Regions from separate parts of the Homo sapiens genome. Here region 1 is linked to region 2. Evidence: read pairs that join two places in POLR2A ChIA-PET (ENCODE). Cell type or tissue: A673. All regions are shown on one strand. Each heading gives the region's core, and the rest is flanking DNA. Links, peaks and the distances in the headings are about the cores only. Region 1 overlaps HMOX1 (heme oxygenase 1). Region 2 has its middle 62 kb from the start of RASD2.

Evidence for each region. Peaks named below come from ENCODE experiments on the same cell type or tissue, not always from the same donor. Only the 100,000 strongest peaks of a DNase experiment are listed, where the experiment ranks them.
Region 1: POLR2A ChIA-PET joins it to region 2 with 16 read pairs; 3 of 35 experiments call an interaction of 5 or more read pairs at or near these places.

What each region holds. Positions count from the first base shown.
Region 1 is chr22:35,392,099-35,397,464 of GRCh38, reverse strand. HMOX1 (heme oxygenase 1) reads right to left here. Exons shown (of 5, transcript NM_002133.3): 5 at 3,258-3,997. The coding sequence ends at 3,867. Among named protein-coding and RNA genes, the nearest start is that of MCM5, 5.4 kb to the left of the region's middle. In A673, for the core only: no CTCF peak of the experiment used is centred there; no DNase peak of the experiment used is centred there.
Region 2 is chr22:35,476,042-35,481,407 of GRCh38, reverse strand. No RefSeq gene overlaps it. Among named protein-coding and RNA genes, the nearest start is that of RASD2, 62 kb to the left of the region's middle. RefSeq lists a silencer at 2,306-2,483. In A673, for the core only: no CTCF peak of the experiment used is centred there; DNase peaks (open chromatin) are centred at 2,507, 3,297 and 4,917; H3K4me3 peaks cover 1,441 bases; H3K27ac peaks cover 4,792 bases.

The DNA.
Region 1 (5,366 bases), core at 236-5,235, 84 kb after region 2:
TGGGGTTTTACCATATTGCCCAGGCTGGTCAACCTCCCTTTAAAATACCTCTATACAAATTAAAGCTGAGTTCAGTTCATACTGAACTCTCTTCCCTGTTGCAATAATCATTACTGATTAAAATCTGTCCTTACCACTTTTTTTTTTTGAGACGGATTCTCGCTTTATCACCCAGGCTGGAGTGCAGTGGCATAATTTCAGCTCACTGCAACCTCCGTTTCCCAAGTTCAAGCAGTTCTCCTGCCTCAGCCTCCTGGTAGCTGGGATTACAGGCACGCGCCACCATGCCCGGTTAATTTTTGTATTTTTAGTAGAGACAGAGTTTCACCATGTTGGTCAGGCCAGTCTCAAACTCCTGACCTCATGATCTGCCCTCCTCGGCCTCCCAAAGTGCTGGGATTACAGGCATGAGCCACCGTGCCCGGTCGTCCTTACCACTTTAACTAGTGTCTGGCTTTGTTCGACAATTGATAGGAAAAAATTATTCAGCCATTCTCCTATTAGTAAAATTCAAGATAGTTTCTCTCTCTCCCCTCCCCTCTTCCTTCCTTTCTTTGTCAGTACAATGAATATCTATTCCCCTTTCACAAATGAGGAAACTGGGCCCAGGGCAGGAGAGTCCCAGCTGCTATTGGGTTTTTGTTTTGTTTTTTTGAGACAGAGTCTTGCTCTGTTGCTAAGGCTGGAGTGCATTGGTGCGATCTCGGCTCACTGCAACCTCAGCCTCCCGGATTCAAGTGATTCTCCTGCCTCAGCCCCCGGAGTAGCTGGGATTACAGGCATGCGCCACCACTTCCAGCTAATTTTGTGGTTTTAGTAGAGGCAGGTTTTCACTGTGTTGGCCGGGCTGGTCTCAAACTCCTGGCCTCAAGAAATCCGCCTGTCTCAGCCTCCCAAAAGTGTTGGGATTATAGTCGTGAGCCACCGTGCCCAGCTCCAGCTGCTATTTGAATGCCTATGCTTTGCATACGTGACCATACGTGCTCCTGGACCTGGGTGCGCGTTGGACTCTCCTAAGGTACTTTTCAAAAATACTGATTCTAGGCTGGGTGCGGTGGCTCGCGCCTGTAATCCCAGCACTTTGGGAGTCCAAGGCGGGCGGATCACGAGGTCAGGAGATCGAGACCATCCTGGCTAACACGGTGAAACCTGTGACCTCCGTCTCCACTAAAAATACAAAAAATTAGCCGGGCATGGTGGTGGGTGCCTATAGTCCCAGCTACTCAGGAGGCTGAGGCAGGAGAATAGCGTGAACCCGGGAGGCGGAGCTTCCAGTGAGTCAAGATCGCGCCACTGCACTCCAGCCTGGGTGACAGAGCAAGACTCCGTCTCAAAAAAAAAAAAAAAAAAAAAAAAATTCTAGAGCCCCATCCCAGGTGGAGCCCTGGATTCTGTGGTTAAGTATCTCCAAGTAATTCTGATGCCACCATGCACAGACTGGTGTTTGGACACCACTGGATCCTCCCACCAGCTGTGAGAGGTATGTGTATTGTTCTCATTTTACCAGTGAACAAAATGAGCCTTGAAGTGGCATAGTCAGACTAGTGACAAAGGTCTCCTGACTTCCAGTCCTTAGGTACTGGTCCTATAAAGAAACACCTTGGCTGGGCACAGTGGCTCACACCTGTAATCCCAGCACTTTGGGAGGCCGAGGCAGGTGGATCACGAGGTCAGGAGTTCAAGACCAGCCTGGCCAACATGGTAAAACCCTGTCTCTACTAAAACTAAAAAAATTAGCCGAGTGCGGTGTCATGTGCTTATAATCCCAGCTACTTGGGAGGCTGAGGCAGGAGAATTGCTTGAACCTGGGCAGCAGAGGATGCAGCGAGCTGAAATCGCACCACTGCACTCCAGCCTGGGCAACAGAATGAGACTCCATCTCAAAAAAAAAAAAAAAAAAAAAAATACACCTTGGCCAGGCACAGTGACTCACGCCTGTAATCCCAGCACTTTGTGAAGCCAAGGTGGGAGGATCACTTTAGTTCAAGAGTTTGAGACCAGCCTGGGCAACATAGCGAAACCCCATCTCTAAAAAAAAAATACAAAAATTAACTGGGCATGGTGGTGTGCACTTGTAGCCGCAGCTACTCAGGAGGCTGAGGCCAGAGGATGGCTTAAGCCCAAGAGGTGGAGGTTGCAGTGAGCCAAGATCACACCACTGCACTCCAGTGTGGAGGACAAAGCCAGACCCTGTCTCAAAAAAAAAAAAAAAAAAAAAAAAAAAATCTTGTCCCATGCTCTGCCCAGGACACTTTCAGCAAAAGGTTTTTCACTTTCCCAGATTGGGAGGCTACATATTTAGTATTTTCTTGACTTAGGGCCATAGAAAGGGCTTGGGTTTTAGAGCTGGACAGACCTCAGTGAAATCCATCCTGACCCTCAGATAGTGGAAACACCCCCTCAACACAGGGATGACATAGATGAGGTGACTCGACAGTACAAGAATCACAAAACACTGGTCTCCTTCTTTGCATAATAGGTGCTAACTGTGTATGGCGTTGGCATTTCACTTGCATCTTGTTTGCTTCTCAGGACACATAGGTGAGTTAGGTATCACTATATTCATGTCACCAGTGATAAAATGGAGCCTCAGAGAGGTTAAGTGACTAACCTCAAAGTGGTGTAGCAGGAATTTGAACCTAAGAATTTCACTCCAGTCCCTAATAGTCACTGGACAGAAAATACAAATTTTGCCCCAGAATCTGCTCATTTCCACCAAACAGGGCAACCCCATCTTCCATAAAGTCGAGAATTGCATCAAGCAGGGTTCAACACAAATATTCGCCCACCAGCTACTTAAAGCTCACCTCCTGGGCCAGGCACGGTGGCTCACGCCTGTAATCCCAGCACCTTGGGAAGCTGAGGCAGGTGGACCAGCTGAGGTCGGGAGTTCGAGACCAGCCTGGCCAACATGGGGAAACCCCATCTCTACTAAAAATACAAAAATTAGCTGGGCATGGTGATGAACTTCTGTAATCCCAGCTACTCAGGAGGCTGAGGCAGGAGAATTGATTGAACCTGGGAGGTGGAGCTTGCAGTGAACCAAGATCACGCCACTGCACTCCAGCCTGGGTGACAGAGTGAGACTCCATCTCAAAAAAAAAAAAAAAGAAAAGAAAAGCTCACCTTCTGTATTCTCAAACAGACCAGCTCCTGCCAACCCCCTATCACCACTTCTCCTACCGAGCACGCAAGAAACCAGGGAGGAAAAGGTCAGTTCCCCAAGAATAACAAAGCCCATGAAAACTACTTCAAGCTACTATCAGACAATGTTGTTTATTATTTCACACAAAAGTTAGACCAAGGCCACAGTGCCGTTAAACACCTCCCTCCCCACCCACGCATGGCTCAAAAACCACCCCAACCCTGCTATAAAAACAACAGAACACAACAAAAATACTGCATTTGAGGCTGAGCCAGGAACAGAGTGGCTCCAACAAAAATAAGACAAAAACACAAGACACAACATCTTTTCAGGTTTGTGTAAAAATTGCCATGGCCCACGGGGAAAGTGGTCATGGCCGTGTCAACAAGGATACTTGAAACTCAGGGCTTTTGGAGGTTTGAGACAGCTGCCACATTAGGGTGTCTTCCAGGCTCTGCTGCAGGAACTGAGGATGCTGAAGGGCAGGGCTGATCCCTTCGCCCCCTCTGAAGTTTAGGCCATTGCCTGGATGTGCTTTTCGTTGGGGAAGATGCCATAGGCTCCTTCCTCCTTTCCAGAGAGAGGGACACAGTGAGAGGGCTGGAGGCCCTGAAAGCCTTCAGTGCCCACGGTAAGGAAGCCAGCCAAGAGAATTCCCTCTCTAGAAAGAAGGCCTTCCACCGGACAAAGTTCATGGCCCTGGGAGCCAGCATGCCTGCATTCACATGGCATAAAGCCCTACAGCAACTGTCGCCACCAGAAAGCTGAGTGTAAGGACCCATCGGAGAAGCGGAGCCTGGGAGCGGGTGTTGAGTGGGGGCTTCCCTCTGGGAGTCTCCACGGGGGCAGAATCTGAAAGAGAAAATGGGGCAAGGTCATTAACAGGTGGGCGTGCATCAGGGTGTCTGATGTCATAGGAAAGCAAAGCAGAGCGGCCTCAGGGTCTGTGGTACAGTCACTGCCCAACGCCAGGATTCTGCAAGACCACAGACAGGTGTCCCTCTAGCCACTGCTTGAATACCTTCAAAGACGGGCAGCTCACTACTTCTTCAAGCTGTCTGTTCTTCCCTGTGCAGCCAGGCCACATTGTGAAAACATTCTTGGGCCCAGGCGTGGTTTTCAGACTTCTGCCTGCTCCCTGTCCTCTCCTTAAACTTTGCCAGCAATTAGGTCTGAGCTGTAAATCTTCCTCTCAAACTCACACGTTTGCTAAGCATGGTGATGATGGGGCAGGAGCTAGAAAGCAGGAGCTCTGAGGTCAAAATTCAAGTTCAGTCCCATCCCTGGTTATTAAAATGTGATAGGGCCGGGCGCAGTGGCTCACGCCTGTAATCCCAGCACTTTGGGAGGCCAAGGCAGGTGGATCACGAGGTCAGGAGTTCAAGACCAGCCTGGCCAATATGGTGAAACCCCGTCTCTACTAAAAATACAAAAAATTAGCCGGGTATGGTTGCGAGTGCCAGTAATCCCAGCTACTCGGGAGGCTGAGGCAGAGAATTGCTTGAACCCAGGAGGCAGAGGTTGCAGTGAGCCAAGATTGCGCCACTGTACTCCAGCCTGGGCAACAGAGTGAGACTCCATTTCAAAAAAAAAAAAAAAAAAGATTTAAAACATGATAGGCCAGAGCCAACCATGCAACCTGGGTAGATGTGCCACCTGCCTCCTCAGGCACAGAGTGGGTGCTCCCTAGGTCTTTAGAAGCAGGACAGAGTCCAGGGCAGGTCTCTGGAGCCAGACCAGCTGGGTTTCAATCCTAGCCCCGCCCTGGGCTATGAGAAGGGCTTCCCCAGAGAAAACAGGGCCTTAGGTCTGGTGGCCCAGGGCTGCGGTCACAGGAAGTACAAGCAAGCAAGCAAGCAAGCAGGTACACTGTGACATTTACATGTGTGTTGTTCATATTAAAGGCTCCTGCTCCTTCTGATGCATTAGGGGTGCAGTTCTCAAATGTTTTGGTTCCAAAACTCCTTTATACTCAAATGCAACCAAGGATCCAAAAGAGCTTTTGTTTGTGTGAGTATAGCTATCACTATTTACAAAATTAGATATTAAAACTGAGAAATTCTTTTTCTTTTCTTTTCTTTCTTTTTTTTTTTTTTTTGAGATGGAGTCTCGCTGTCGCCCAGGATGGAGTACAGTGGTGCAATCTCGGCTCACTGCAACCTCTGCCTCCCGGACTTAGGAGATTCTCCTGCCTCAGCCTCCCGAGTAGCTGGGATTACAG
Region 2 (5,366 bases), core at 243-5,242:
GAACTGGAAGAAACCCGTGTGGCGGGACAGTGGACAGCAGGGAGGAGACGATAACATTAGAGGAGGTGGAGAGAAAGCAGAGCCAGATGGCACAGCAGGACAGAGTATGGAATCTATTTTAGGGCAACGCCACCAGGAAGTGGCACGGTCTGATTTCTGTTTTAAGAAAATCCCTCCGCCTCCCACGTGGGAAACAGGCTTCCTGAATCCTTCCCGGTCTCTCCTGCCTCCCTCTGCCCTCACCTCTGTTTTAAGCCTCTGCATTTTTGCTCTCACCCCCTCCAGACCACAGTCTCCTCCCAGGATGAGATCGGGTGTAACTCGTCTCCAGCTCAGCACCCTCACTGTGGCCAGTGGGCCCCTCTTCTCCCCACGGCAGTCGACATCCGGGAAGAACTTCCAGGCACTGGGCTGGGTACCGAGGGTAATAAACTGACAATTCCATTTATGGACAGTGGCCTCATGCACCTCACAGGCCTCACACAGCAGGCAGGGGTGGGCCAGGGCCACCAGGAACCAGCCCCAGGCCTGGGGTTGCTCAAAGTTTCATAACTGTGCCCGTGTCCAAAAACAGAAGAGCCAGGCAATTCTGTCCTCCCATTAATGTCACCAAGCTGGACTTCTTCCTACCCCAGCTGCCCCCTGGCTCCCCCACCTCCTTCTTTGACGCAGTCAGGCTGTCCAGGGACAGAAGAAGAAGGACAGAAAAAGAACTCATTCCTTATCTTGGAAAGCAACGTTGAAACACCCTCACATCTCTACCAGCCCTCAGGCTTTGCGGGGAGCAGGAACTCCACCACCTCCCATAAGCTCTCTGTCCTGGGTGGCAGCTGGCAGCCTCTGCCATCAGAGCATGGCTTGTGTCATGGCTCCAGGATGTTCCAGGTGAATCAGCTCTTGGGGTCCCAAGAGAAAGAGAGATTTGGCTCAAAGTGTCTTGGTCTCTTCCCTGTGCAGCCTAGTCACATCCTTCCTCCCGACATTTATTACTCCAGACTGTGTTTCAGACACCAAGCCATAGCTTCCTGGAACACCGAGAGCCCTTGGAGATCAACTGGGGCCTGGCCAACACCCAAGGGATCCGAGCCATACCCCAGCCAGTCACGGTGGCTGAGCACAGCCACAGTTCTCAGTCGGGGGGCGGGGGCAGTAGGCGCCACAGAGCTGCATCAGCACCTCGGAGAATCTGAATCACAGCCCCCACACCCCCACTCTGTGGTCAAGACCCTCCGGCAGGATCGCTGGGCAGCGTGTGGTGAAGAGCTCAAACTCCAAGCCAAACTGCCTGGACTGGAATCTCAGTCCCCCCACTCACTAGATACGGCATCTTAGGCACGGGCCTCAGTTTCCACATCTGTAAAATGGAGATAACCTTCCAGGGTTGGATAACCCTGACCTGTGATGTGCTTAGGACAGGGCCTGGCACATAGCAAATGCTCTAAAAGAGTTGACTGTGTTGCCAATTTGTAAAATTCTGTGAGATCCTGTCTCCTTTGCCATGCCGCTGCAAGGTTATACGCAGATAAAACTTAAGTTACAATTCCGGTTTTCTTCAAGATCTGAGACATGTTAATTGTCTTTGTTTCTCGCTCTGGTAACATCTTCCCGCCGCACATATTTCCCGCCTTAAAGAGTTTAAAAGGTGATCAAAAAATCTAACACTGGCTACCCGCTTGGGACTCCTTCCACGCTGTGGAAGCTTTATACTGTCACTCTGCTTAATAAAGCATACAGCTTTTTTTTCTCTAGGAAAAAAAAAAAAAAAGAGTTGGCTGTGTTGCTATTTGCCATTGAGGCTCCTCAAGTCAAGGAAAGGTAGTGGCTCGCCCAAGGCTGCCAAGTGAGCCTGTAGCAGATCCAAAGCTGGAACCCACGTCTCCTAACTTCCAGACCAGTGCTCAGCCGCTGAGCTCACCAAGGCTTTGGATGGTCACAGGGACTTTTCTTTGCTACCTTGGAGGAAACATTTTCAAGGCATTGCGCTGCCACCCATCACCATAAACAGAGACTCACACTAGGCCAGGCGCCGTGGCCCACGCCTGTAATCCCCATACTTTGGGAGGCCAAGGAAGGCAGATCACCTGAGGTCAGGAGTTCGAGACTAGCCTGGCCAACATGGCGAAACCCCGTCTCTACTAAAAAATACAAAAACTAGCCAGGGCGTGGTAGCATGCACCTGTAATCCCAGCTACTCAGGAGGCTGAGGCAGGAGAATTGCTTGAACCCGGGAGGCGGAGGTTGCAGTGAGCCGAGATCGCACCACTGCACTCCAGCCGGGGTGACAGAGCAAGACTCCGTCTCAAAAAAAAAAAAAAAAACAAACAAACAAAAACAGAGACGCACACTGTCTCCCTGGGGACACACAGAGATTGAATCACAGAGACACAGCGTAAGTGTACACACAGTCACAGAAACACTGACATACTGAGGATCACAGAAGCACATGTGCGCACACACGCTGCACCCCACGATCCAGACCTCACCATCTTCTCTGCTCTCTTTCCTTCCTCTCCCCCTCCTTTCCCTCCGAACACGCTTATTGTGGCTGTTTTCCCAAAGTCCCCAGCCTGTCATTTGAAGGAGAGATGATGTTGGCAGCTGCTGCTGCTGCCAGCTAAAAGCCAAAACTTCTTGTTTCCAGCCTCTGATCTTGGTGTCCCAGCTCACCTGGGGAGCCAGCGGAGGCTGTGGGGTGGAGGCCTTAGCTCTGAGCCGCAAGCCTCCAACTGCAGCTGCCTTTTTCTACCCTCATTCACCCCCAGGATGTCCCAACTCAAGGGCAGCTGGGGGCTCTCGCCAAGGCCGTCTAGAGTGGGAAAGCCGGGGGTCTGCATGATCCCCACTATCAGAGCAGCTCAGCAAGACCCTCCCTCCAGAGCCCTCCAAGTTGTATAAAAGATCAATCCTCAGACTCCGACAACATCAGGGCCGCAAGGACCACTCCCAGCCATCTAATCCGGGTCCCTCCTGTTACAAATGGGGAGATGGAGGCTCAGAGAGGGGGTGAGATTTGTCCAGAGTCACACAGCAGAACCCAACTGGTGGCCAGGGCTCTAGACTCCCCACCTGGGCTTCTCCTCAGCCTCACTCTGAAGGTCGCAGCGTTGATGAAAGCCTGCCTGGGCACCAGCCTGCTGCTGACCCCATATCACTGCTCCTATAACCCCTTCTACACAGCCTCGCTGCAACTCCCAAGGCGGAGGCCGGCCAGCTCTTCTGTGACGGTCTCCAGAGTCAGAAACCTTCCCAGAGCCTGTCTTGGTGATTTATTTGCCCCTTCCTTCCTGTTTATTCAGCCCCTTGGCAAAAAGCCCAGAGGGAGAATTTATGAGAGGAGAAGGAGGGAAGTGGGGAGAGAAAGAGAGGTGGGGGGAGCAGGGGCGGGGCAGCTGGGGGAAGATGAGTATGGGCTGATAAAAGGAGGAAGAGAGTGGCTGTGTGCAGTGGCTAACACCTGTAATCCCAGCACTTTGGGAAGCTGAGGCGGGTGGATCACCTGAGGTCAGGAGTTCGAGACCAGCCTGACCAATGTGGTGAAACCCCGTCTCTACTAAAAATACAGAAATTGGCTGGCTTGGTGGTGGGTGCCTGTAATCCCAGCTACTCGGGAGGCTGAGGCAGGAGAATCACTTGAACCCAGGAGGCGGAGGTTGCGGTGAGCCAAGATCGCGTCACTGCACTCCAGCCTGGGTGACAGAGTGAGACTCCATCTCAAAAAAAAAAAAAAAAAAAGAGGGAGAGAGGAGGGAGAAGTTCAGGAAAGAACAACACAGCGTATGTTCGTGTGAGAGGAAGAGAAGACAAAACAGCACGTGAAGCCAGCGCTGGCTTTGGATGAGGGATCCGTTTGACATGGATCTACCTGCCAAGGGAAGATCCTCCTGGAGTATCCCTCAGCTGGGCTGCCAAGTGCTCCATGGGATGCCTGGAGTTGGAGAGGAGGTCCTGGGTGCCCAGGCCACTCCCAGGCAGATAGGCAGCTGGGGACACTGCACCAAGGAAGCTCCTGCCTTCCTCAAGATCCCAGTGTATTCCTTCCTTGGGCTGGTGTTCTCTGCCTCCTTCCAGGTATTCAGCAATGCTCTGGGAAGGACACAGGGTGCCTGATAGCGATTGACTGCAGCGGGGGCTCTAAAACGCTGGTTGGACACCAGGCAGGAAACAGCCAGGTCCTTGGGTTCTGACTGATTTGATGCATGGCCTTGAGCAAGATGCCCCCACTCTCTGGGCCTCAGTTTCCTCCTCTGTCCAGTGAGGGGATAGACTGGAGATAGCTAAGATGCCACCAGCTCTGACAGTCCAGGGGTTTGTGACTCTAAAGGTCATCAGCTAAATAGCATCACAGTGCAGTAGCCCCTCCTCCTGCCCAATCCCACTTCCATGCTCCGGGAATTGCAAAAGCACCCCAACATTTCATGTTCCCATGGTCTCCCCTGCTTCTGGGGGCCTGATGTCCAGGGCAGCACCAACCTCCAGCTGAAATCGGCTGCTTCTTCAAGGTTGACCTCCATCCACCCACAGAAAGCCTCATGAACACAGCAGCCTTAAGTGAAGTTTTCAAGGAGACGAAAATGGGGGGACAGGCATCTCTGTGCTCAAATGCCTTCCGATGTATGGGAGAAACGACATAATACCTAGGATAGAAATGAAGGGGGGAAGAGATGAAACCCAACTCCCCTGAGTCGATCATCATCGGACTCATGATGGGCACACGGAGGTTTATTATCCTGCTCTCGCTACCTTTGGGTATGTTTGGTAATTTCCATAATAAAACTCCAAATAACAACAAAAACTAAAAATGCGTCTTTCTGAGTCACCTATGGAATGCACAGTAGGGGAGACAAAGAAGCAACTCTTGCTCTGAAGAAACAATAATGTGATACGGTCGGTGCATTTTGAAATCTGAGGAGGCTTAGAAGAGCCTATTTCCTGGTGGTTTGCAGAGGCGGAAGCAGCGATCCAGTGGAAAACCAAATACACGGTTGCTTTCCACCCTGTTGACAAAATCATGCTTCATAGTCAAGTTAAGCTCCTTAGACCCATTCTCTAGTCTAAACTTACCCGCCCTACGCTAATGGTGCATCTTGACCAGTGTTCTTCGTCCTTTTGTTGTATACACAGCTTTTCTTTTCTTTTTTTTTTTTTTGAGACGGAATTTCACTCTTGTTGCCCAGGCTGGAGTACAATGGCGCACAATCTTGGCTCACTCCAACCTCTGCCTCCCGGGTTCAAGTGATTCTCCTGCCTGAACCTCCTGAGTAGCTGGGATTATAGACATGCACCACTACGCACAGGTAATTTTTGTATTTTTTGTAGAGACGGGGTTTCACCATGTTGGCCAGGCTGGTCTCGAACTCCTGAACTCT